2 separate regions of the Homo sapiens genome follow, and region 2 is linked to region 1. A link is an interaction called in ENCODE POLR2A ChIA-PET data of the cell type or tissue named here. Cell type or tissue: A673. All regions are shown on one strand. Links, peaks and the distances in the headings refer to the core of each region. The heading gives the core; the rest is flanking DNA. Region 1 has its middle 720 kb from the start of TSG1. Region 2 has its middle 400 kb from the start of MANEA-DT.

Region 1 (5,394 bases), core at 222-5,221:
TTCAATTTTGTCAAATGCTTTTTCTGCATCTATTGAGATGGTCATTGTTTTTGTCCTTTGTCAATAAATATGGTGAATCACATTAAATAATTTGCATATTTTGAAACTACTTTGCACCTCAGGGATAATTCTCACTTGGTCATGATGAATGATCCTTTTGATATATGGCTTAATGATTTGCTAGTATTGTGTTGAGAATAACATATGATATATCTTGGAGAATGTTCTGTTTACATTTGGAAAGAATGTATATTCTGTTGCTGTTGGGCAAAATGTTACATATATGTTTGTAAGATTCATTTGGTCTAATGTGTATTTCAAGTCTAATGTTTATTGATTTTCTGTCTAGATCATCTGTGTATGGCTGAAAGTGGGGTATTGAAAGCCCTTGTAATTATTATATTGCCGTCTGTCTCCCTTCAGGTGTCTTATTGTTTTCTTTAAATATTTCAGTGCTCTTATGTTGGGTACATATATATTTATAATTGTTTTATCCTCTAGATGAATTGACACCTTTATCACTATATAATGACCTTCTTTGTCTCTTTTTACAGTTTTTGATTTCAAGTCTATTTTGTTTGAAATAAGTGTAGCTACCCCTGGTGTTTTTTAATTTCCATTTGCATGGAATATATTTTCCTATCCCTTTACTTTCAGTCTCTCAGAGTCTGTTAAGGTGAAGTGAGTCTTTTTTAGACAGCCTAGAGGTGAGTTATTTTTTATCCATTCAATTACTGCACATTTTTTATTAGAATATTTAATCCATTTACACTTAAAGTAATTATTGATAGATAAGGACTTACTAGTGCCATTTTGTTACTTATTTTCGGGTTCTTTAGCAGACTTTTTGTTTCTTTCTTCCCCTATTGCTTTTCTTTGGTATCTGTGCGTATAATTTGATGGCTTTCTGTAAGTGGTATGCTTTGGCTTTTTTTCTTTTTGACTGTTCTGTATTTATTATAGAATTTTGCTTTGTGGTTACCCTTAAGCTAACATAAAACTTCTTATACTAACAGCTGACTATTTTAAGCTAAAAATAATGTAACTTTGATTGCATATACACATTCCACATTTTTTCTCCTGCTCCTTCCATGTTTTATATTTTTGATGTTGCAATTACATTTTAAAATAATTAGCATTCCTTAACAAATCATTATGGATTTAGTTGTTTGTAATTGTTTTGTCTGTTATCCTTCATACTAGAGATATAAATAACCTACCCAACACCATTACAGTATTAGAGTGTTTGGATTTACAGTGTACTTACCTCTACCAGTGATTTTTATACTTTCATATGTTTTCATATTACTAATTAGCATCATTTCCTTTAGCTTAAACAGCTTAAACAACTCACCTTAACATATCTTGTAAGGAATGTACAGTGGTGATTAACTCAATTGGTTTTTGTTAGTCTGAAAAACTCTTTATCATCCTTCAATTTTGTTTTAAATGTTTAAATTTTTAATTTTTATGGGTGCATAGTAGGGTTATACCTTCATGGAGTACATGAGATATTTTGATACTGGCATACATACTCCAGGGCAAATGGAGTATCTATAACCTCCAGCAATCATAATTTCTTCATATAATGAACCTACCTATTATATGCCCTCAATTATTATAAAATGTACAACAAATCATTACCAATAGTAGTCACTCTTTTCTGTTACCAAATACTAGATTTTAATTATTCTAAATATTTTCGTACCCATTAACTATCACCATTTGCCATCTTTCCCATCCCTCCCAGCAATTTGTTGAAGAGACCGTCCTTTCCCCATTGTATGTTCATGATGCCGTTGTTAAAAATGCATCCACTGTAGATGCGTTGATTTATTACTGGGTTCCTTATTCTGTTCCACAGATCCATGTGTTTGTTTTTATGCCAATACCATGCTGTTTTGGTTACTACAGCTCTGCAGTATAATTTGAAGTCAGGTAAAGTGATTCCTCTTGTTTTGTTCTTTTTGCTCAGGATGGCTATCACTATTCTGGATTTTTTGTGGTTCCATATACATTTTAGAATTTTTTTTCTACTTTTGGGAAGAATGTCATTGGTATTTTGATGGGGATGGAACTGAATCTGTAGATTGCTTTGGGTAGTATGGGCATTTTAACAATATTGATTTTTCTAATCTATGAACATAAAGTATCTTTCCTTTTGTGTGTGTGTGCTCTTTAATTTCTGGTATCAATGTTTTATAGTTTTCATTGTAGACATCTCTCACTACTCTGCTTCAGTATAGTCCTAGGTGTCTTACCAGATTGGTCACTGTTGACATATAAAAATGCTACCGATTTTTGTATGTTTGTTTTGTATTCTGCAACTTTACTGAATTTGTTTACCAGATCTGACAGTTTTTTTTTATTTCTAGTGTTATTCTATTGTGGTCAGAGAAGATACTTGATATGATTTCACTTCTTTACTTCTTTGGATTTTTAAAACATTTGCTTTGTGGCCTGACATGCAGGTCTATCCTTGAGAATGATCCATGTGCTGAGGAGAAGAATGTGTATTCTGCAGCCATTAGATTAAATGTTCTGTAAATATCAATTAGGTACATTTGGTCTATAGTGCAGACTAAGTCTGATGTTTATTGATTTTCTATCGGAATGATCTGTCCATTGATGAAAGTGAAGTTTTGAAGTCTCCAACTATTATTGTATTGGAGTTTATTTCTCTGCGTTTCTAATGTTTGCTGTATAAATTTGAGTATGCCAATATTGGGTGCATATATATTACAATTGTTACATTCTTTTGTTGAATTGATCCCTTTATCATTATCTAATGAACTTCTTTATCTCTTTTCATAGTTTTTGTCTTAAATTTTTTTTTTATTTGACGTAAGTATAGCTATGCCCCCTCTCTTCTGGTTTCCATTTGCATGGAATATTTTTTCATCTCTTTATTTTCAGGCTATATGTGTCTTTACAGTTGAAGTGTATTTCTTTTTTAGGCAACAGATCATTGTGCCTTTAAAAAAATCCATTCATTCACTCTATAACTTTTGATTGGAGAGCTTAGTTTATTTACATTCAATGTTAGTATTAATGAGTAAGGACTTACTCCTGCCATGTGTTATTTGTTTTATGGTTGGTTTATGACCTCCCCTTCCTTCCTTCCTTCCTTCCTTCCTTCCTTCCTTCCTCCTTCCATTTTCCTTTTGATTAAAGTAATTTTCTCTGGTGATACATTTTAATTTCTTGCCTTATATTTTTGTGTATCTCTTTTAGGTTTTTTTTTAATTTAATGTTACTATGAGGTTTGCAAGGAACATCTTATAACCTATCATTTTAAACTCATGACAACTTAACCCTCATTACATAAACAAATAAATAATCTAACAAACGAGTAAAAAGAAAACTGATAAAAAGAAAACTTACACTTTAACTTCATCCCCCATGCTTTTCAACTTTTTGGTGTTTCTATTTATATCTTATTATATATACTATGTCTTGAAGTTGTTGTAGTTATTATTTTTGATAAGTTCATCTGATATTCCCCTTTCTAAAGATATGAGCGCTTTATACACCACAATTACAAGGTTACAATATTGTGTATTTATCTGTGTTCTCACTGTTACCAGCAAATTTTGTACCTTCAGAATTGCTTGTTAACTTTCCTTTCTTTCAGATGAAAGAACTCCCTTTACCATTTCTTGCAGGACAGGTCGGTTGTTGAGGAAATCCTTTGGTTTTTGTTTGTCTGGGAAAGTCTTTATTTCTCCTTCATGTTTGAAGGGTATTCTTTTCTGGATATACTATTCTAAGATAAAATTTTTCTTTCTTTTTTTTTTTTCTTTTAGCATTTTATATATACCATGACACTCTCTCCTGGTCTATAAGTTTTCCCTTTAAGGTCAATAACTCTTAGATTTGCCTTTTTAAAGCTGTTTTCTAGATCTTGTAGGTGTGCTTCCTTACAATTTATTGTTTTTTATTTTGGCTACTGTGACTGTATATTTTCAAATAGCCTAACTTCAAGCTCACTAATTCTTTCCTCTGACTGATTAATTCTGTTGTTGAGAGATTCCGATATATTCTTCAGTTTGTCAGTTAAACTTTTTAGCTCCAGAATTTCTACTTGATTGTTTTTAACTGTTTCTATTTCTTTCTTACACTTATCTGCTAGAATTCTGAATGTTTACACTGTGTTATCATAGATTTCATTGAGTTTCCTCAAAAGAGCTATTTTGAATTCTCTGTCTGAAGGTCAAACATCTGGTTACTCCACAACTGGTCACTGGCCCCTTATTTAGTTTATTTGGTGAGGTCATGTTTTCCTGGGTAGTCTTGATGCTTATGGATGTTCAACAACATCTGGTCATTAAAGACCAAGTTGTTTATTCTAATCTTTATAGTCTTGGTTTGTTTGTACCCATCCTCCTTGAGAAGGTTTCCAAGCATTCACATGGAATTGAGTGTCATTATCTAAATCTTTGTTCACTGCATCTGTATGTGCATTAGGAAGCACCTCAAGCTCAGTAGTGCTCCAAATCTTGCATAGCCATAGAGGTACCACCTTAGTGGTCTTGGGTAAGATCCATGAGAATTTCCTTGATTGCCAGGTGGAGTCTTTTATTCTCTTTCCTAACTTCCCCCGCAAGCAAATGGAGCCTCTCTCTCCATGCTGTGCTACTTGGAGTTGGGGAGTGGTGATGCAAGTACTCTTGTAACTATCACCATTGGGACTTTACTGGTTCACATCTAAGGCCAGCACAATACTGGGTCTCACCCAAGGGCTGTAGCAGCTATTTCCTTGCTACCATTGATGTTTATTCAAGGTACAAGACTCTTTTGTCAGAAGGTGGAGAATTTTGCCAGAACTGGGTCCTTTCCTTCAGAAGAGTGGGTTCCTTTCTGGCCCAAGGTGGGTCCAGAAATGTCATATGGGAGCTATGGTCTGAAATGAGGGGTCTAGGACTCTTCTTGGTGCTTTGTTTTACTGTGGCTGAGCTAGTATCCAAGTTGCAAGACAATATCTTCTTTATTCTTCTCTCTCCTTCTCAAGTTGCAAGCTGCACTGCCTGGTTTTGGGGAAGGGGTTATGCCAGCACCTCATTTGCCATTCTAGCTAGCGTCTCACTTGGTCACATGAGCCCCAAGTCCATTGGCTCTGATCCTAACACAGCACAAGAACTTGTCCAGAAATTGCAGTTCTGTCTTTCAAATTTATTTAGGTCCCAGAACACTTTAGCCTATATTGGTGGTACCAGCCAGAACTCATGTTCCAACTGCTGGGACAAACAATTCCCCTTTGGCTAAGGCTAATCTAAATATTTCCTCCATGAGAATGAGTCAAATTCTGCCCCATTTTGCTTTCTACTCTGACAGAACAGCACTAAATTTCAACTCAAAGTCTGACAATCACTTTGTTTTCCCTTCCCCAAGCAC
Region 2 (5,394 bases), core at 57-5,056, 750 kb after region 1:
ATAGGCTAGCAATTCAATTATATTTAGGAAGAAAATACTTTTGCTTCCCTAGAAACCCTATGATGTTCTGTAACAAATAATAAGCCCATGCAAAATTCTATATGCCATAGGTAGGTCTGACTCAACTTTTAAAACTCCACAGGTATAGTTACAAGTGTCTCATATGAACATACAAATATAATGACCTTCTCAATTAGAGCCCCAGAAGTTAGAAAATACTTTCAGTTTATGTAAAAGAGTACATTTAAAATTAGCTTAGTCCATGATTTTTCTTTCTTTTTTTTAAATTTTCATTTTAAGTTCAGGGGTATATGTACAGGTTTGTTACACAAGTAAACTTGTGTCATGGGGGTTTGTTGTACAGATTATTTCATCACCCAGGTATTAAGCCTAGTACCCATTAGTTATTTTTCCGTATCCTCTCCCTCCTTCCAACCTCCAGCCTCCTAAATAACCTGTCATTTTTACAACGATATCTGATAAATATTTTGAATATGAATCCAGCCTCCTGGGAAATATGATTCATTTGTAATTCAAGACCAGATAAGTATAACATAAAGCTAGCATCAAGAACAGAATTGCAAAAACATGACTGTAAATAATAATAGCTCTATCATAATATATGCTTATTAGTTTAGTCAATAATGCATATGTAAATTGGTCTCTGGTATTTTTAATAAATTTTGACCACAATTATATGACATAGATGAGCATCCTCACATATCTTAAGTAGCCACAGTAACATGAAGAGAAATCATGCATTTTACCTTGGATAATTTATCTAAATCTAAAAATGTGTGGAGGAATTATGAAGGAGACCAGTTGGCATTCTTGTATTCATGAAACAATTTATTGCCTTTTGATTGGAGACTAATGGCTGCCCAACTTTTAAGGCATTAATAACTCATAAAGTAGGAAGCTAGCCAGAGGACAGATACAGTTGAGGTTCACAATTATGGATAAGGATTAGGGTTGGCTCTAAGGAAAATTTTTATTTTAGTAATGATGCATGTCAGATTTTCTTTTGGCTTATTCCTTGGTACCTATAGAGAAAAAAGTAAGTGAAATGAAAAAGCTCTATCACTACATGTAGTTTAAGAAGATTTTTAAAAATGCAATTATATTTTGTGGCCTAGTAATGAATTACAATATAATTCTTCAGGGTGGAGTTGGGTATGGGAAGAATATGTTCTACTACTTCAGCTCAATATCTATTTACATAATAACACCTTTCATAATATTAGAAATGTGAGAAAGTCATCTAGATGACCAGATTGCTTGAGAGTCTGTCAATCAACCTCAGCAATGACAGGAGATATTAAGGTTGTGCTGTCAGTTCACCTAGAAATGGCAGATAAGACATGGCTCTGATGGAAGAAAATGTAAATTTTGACCATTGGAAAGGCCCTGTGAAACTCTGCTGACCTACCTGAGCCACAGTGGAAGAACTCAAAGGGCATGGGTCCCAGAGACTCTGAAAATGGGATCTGTTGTTATTAAAACTTAACACTGTGTTTAGCCTAGTGTGACTAGGAGTAAGCATAATGCAAGATAACTTAGACACTTCTAAGGATACTTTCTTGAATATTCTGGAATTTTGTAAATTTGGGGTAAGTAAATTAGTCTAAATAACTACCACCAATATATAAGTGCAAAACTTAGGAATAATTACTAATTTTATTAAGGAACTTCAATGTATGTTATCATATTTGACCCACATAACTATCTGTGTAAAATAGGCATTATTATCTCAGTTTCTCATGTGAAACTTAAAGCTGTTAGGTAGTCTGTCCTTGCAGGAATAGTGTATATCCACCAGACAAATACATGACTGTCTGATGCTGAAGTCTTTGTTCTATTACACCATGCGGCCATAGAGAAAACTGGAAGAAATTGCCATCATTGCTTGCAAAAATCAATATTTACCATTCCACATGAATGCATAGGTAGGACATAAATGAAAAGGCTATTTTTGCTTGAGAAATAATTGTATTTCTTTCTTTTTATGTTTTCTCATCAGAAACTTGAAATGTGAGAACAGCTAATACAATCCTGGTTGACCTCAAGATCCTTTAGGATTATTTTGTGATTTGACTTTCATGAACAAAGAACCAGTGAAAAAATACAAAACAAACCAACGAACATGTAATGGTGCTGACAAGTATCCTGCCTGGCTCGCTACCCTTAGGAGACTGTCATCCTGTTTCATTGTCAGTTTATAAACATCATTGCTAAATGGAAAGCAGAGATAATTCATTCAGTTCACTTAGGAAAACCTTGAACTTCAGGTCACCTAAACTAAATCTGTTTAAATCTCAGAAGTAATGAGAGAGCAAACATAAAATTATAGAAAATTCTAATGCTATTTTCATCCCAGGGAGTTCAGAATTACATTATGCAGGGAATATAATTAACTCCACTGAATTCTACCCTAAGTAGCATGTTAGAAGTGTAGGATTTGTCATTAGCATAAATGGAACAAAAACACAGGCCTGAAGTAAAATATCTGCAACATTGCCATCAACAGCCAATGGGAATGAAAGAATCTTGCAAAGGAATGACAGGTCAAAGGAAGTGATGAAAGCTATAATTAAAACCATAAACTGTAAGTAAAAGAGCATGTAAACTACAGAGCCATTTAGTCTATGGGTGAATGAATCCAGAATAATTATATTAAGCTAAATGAAGAGTTACTGCTTTCTTGCAAGGCTCACGCTAGAACAGAAAACAAAGCTTCCCGAGAGGAGTCAGAAAATCTTCATTCTCTGTTGGGTCTGTTCTGAATCACTGCTTGATTTCTAGTAAGAACTTAAACTTCCTAAATGTCTCTTTCCCATGACTGTATTCTGAGACCAATCATATTTCCTTTACAGGTAGGTTTAGAAGACAAGTTAAAAAAATAGTTAAAAGATGTTTGGGAGAAAGATAATAAAATATAACTATGTTTCTATTGAAGTCTCCAGGCATGATAAAAACCAGTCTAAAATAGAAAAAATTCAGGTTTATGTTTTGTTCTTACTATTGATTTGATGCCTACATTTAATCACATAATCTCGTAGAATTTCAGTTTCCTTATATGTAAGTTCAAATAAAGACAAAGTTGTGGTCGGGTGAAGCTCAGATGACAAAACGTATTTAAATGCAATATGGAAAATGTAAAAATCTAGAAATAATACCGATAATTTTTAAAACTTACTGCCAATGGTATACAATAGAAGAGTAATGACAAGCCTATGAAAGCAAGATGTATATGGAAACTTTTATATCCAAATTTGTCAGTAAACCAAGCAATGTCTGCAATGGTCAGTAGCTCAGTATCTCTCCGTTTATTAAAATATTTTTAAACATAGATTTACATTTTATTTTAGTTGGCTTTTATAGTTTAATAAGAGTGCCAATTTCATATAGTGAGAATCACATTTTAAAAGGTGTAAATCCCGATTCTTTACAAGGATATTGCTACTGTTTATTTTGAAAAGATGAAAGGGGAGCATTAAGGTAAGAGCTGCAGACTCTCAAAGGAGAGGCAAAGCACAAAAGTTTCTTTGCATAATAATGAAATGAATTGTTTTGGAATTTCCTCCTCAAAACTTCAAGCCTAGATATCATACTTTACAAGGTAATTAATTTACTTCATAATTTATTTTTAAATTCTTCCTAATCATTTTCAAGATATATGATGCTTTGTCAGTGTCCTAAGAGCCCCTGATGTTGCCTGCAGATGTGTTCTGTTCGGCCTACGCAGTGAATCTTTTCATAGAGCTAAATTTTCAATTCCCATCAACACCTATGGGATTAGAATTGAACCTATCCATATTTAACTTACTTGTCTGGCTCCTGAAGAGTTTTTAGTTTGCACCTCTGTATACAGCATAGAACCTTAAAACAAATATAGTTGACCCTTGAACAACGTGGGGGTTGAGGGTGCTAACTCCACGCAGTGAAACATCCACATATACATTTGACTTTCCCAAAACTTAACTACTAATAGCCTACTGTTGAAAGGAAGATTTAGTGATAAACAGCTCATTAGCACACATATTTTGTATTCTTACAACAAAGTAAACTAAAGAAAAGAAAATGTTATTAAGACAATCATAAGGAAAATAATATATATTTACTATTCATTAAGTGGAAGTGGATCATCATAAATGTCTTTATCTTCATCATCTTCACATCAAGTAGGCTGAGGAGGAGGAGGAAGAGGATGGGTTAGTCTTGCTATCTCAGAGGTGACCTAGGCAGAAGAAAATGTGTGTATGAGTGGAACATGCAGTTCAAGCCTGTGTTGTTCAAGGGTCAACTGTAATATGAAATTATTATTTACTGAAAGGAACTCCAGTTATAATGTTCATTAAATCCACATAATATATTTTGAACAGATATTTTTCTAATTTTTATGGTCTTGAATGTGTTCCAACTTATTTTTTATTCTTCAGTTTAATACTTATAATTTATATAGACTGAATGAAAATAATTTATTTTCCTTCTTGAATCACCAGAAGTTGTTATTCTAGGGAGTATAAATTTGAGCATAAGCTGAACCCTTTCTATCTCATTCACCTCTAAAGCAGCCTCCCAATCCCTCGAATCCCTTATGCTAGGCTAATTTTAAAGCACCTCTATATCAGGGTACTGCTTTTAAATTATTTTTGTGTTTTTAAATAGCCATGATTCAAATCTATTTTCAGTGACTTTGAATTCACAGATTTCAAGTCCATTGTTGCAGTACTATTTTACTGCAAAAGTGTTCTCTGCAAGGCATTGATAGATTAGTAAGTAATGGGAATATATTTCTGAACACATGGACACTGGGAGGGGAACAACATACACTGGGACCTGTTGGGACATGGGGGGCAAAATATGGGAGAGCATTAAGACAAATACCTAATGCATGTGGGCTTAAAATCTTAATGACAGGTTGATAGGTGCTGCAAACTACCATGGCACATGTATACCTACGTAACAAACCTGCACATTCTACTCATGTATCCCAGAACTCAAGGCAAAATTTAAAAAAAAAATTAAAAGTAATGATTAAGCTGCTGAGTTGTTTTGCTTCCCGGAATACCACACCTTTCCTTTCTATCCTCAGTCCTTACACCAATTCACACATTTAGGCTAATTGGTGGTCTGTGCTTTTTCTGGTTTTGGTTTACTTAAATCTTGGTCTTTAGAGAGGTCGGTTGGCATAGACAAAGTATTTCATAAGTCCTTGAGAGAACTAGACTGTACCTTTCTGTAATCTAGGGAGAAACAGAAAGGAAAATAAGAGGGAAAAAAGGAGCACATAAATGTTCGCAGGTCCAGTGTCCTGCTTTACTGACAAAGAACTCAAGATGGAGAATGAGAATGAAAGATTTCCATGCTCCATAGTAATGTAAAAATATCTAA

The links. Peaks named below come from ENCODE experiments on the same cell type or tissue, not always from the same donor. Only the 100,000 strongest peaks of a DNase experiment are listed, where the experiment ranks them.
Region 2: POLR2A ChIA-PET joins it to region 1 with 8 read pairs; 1 of 35 experiments calls an interaction of 5 or more read pairs at or near these places.

Annotation. Positions count from the first base shown.
Region 1 is chr6:94,421,792-94,427,185 of GRCh38, forward strand. No RefSeq gene overlaps it. Among named protein-coding and RNA genes, the nearest start is that of TSG1, 720 kb to the left of the region's middle. In A673, for the core only: no CTCF peak of the experiment used is centred there; a DNase peak (open chromatin) is centred at 3,100; H3K27ac peaks cover 2,722 bases.
Region 2 is chr6:95,173,934-95,179,327 of GRCh38, forward strand. No RefSeq gene overlaps it. Among named protein-coding and RNA genes, the nearest start is that of MANEA-DT, 400 kb to the right of the region's middle. In A673, for the core only: no CTCF peak of the experiment used is centred there; a DNase peak (open chromatin) is centred at 2,558; H3K27ac peaks cover 1,388 bases.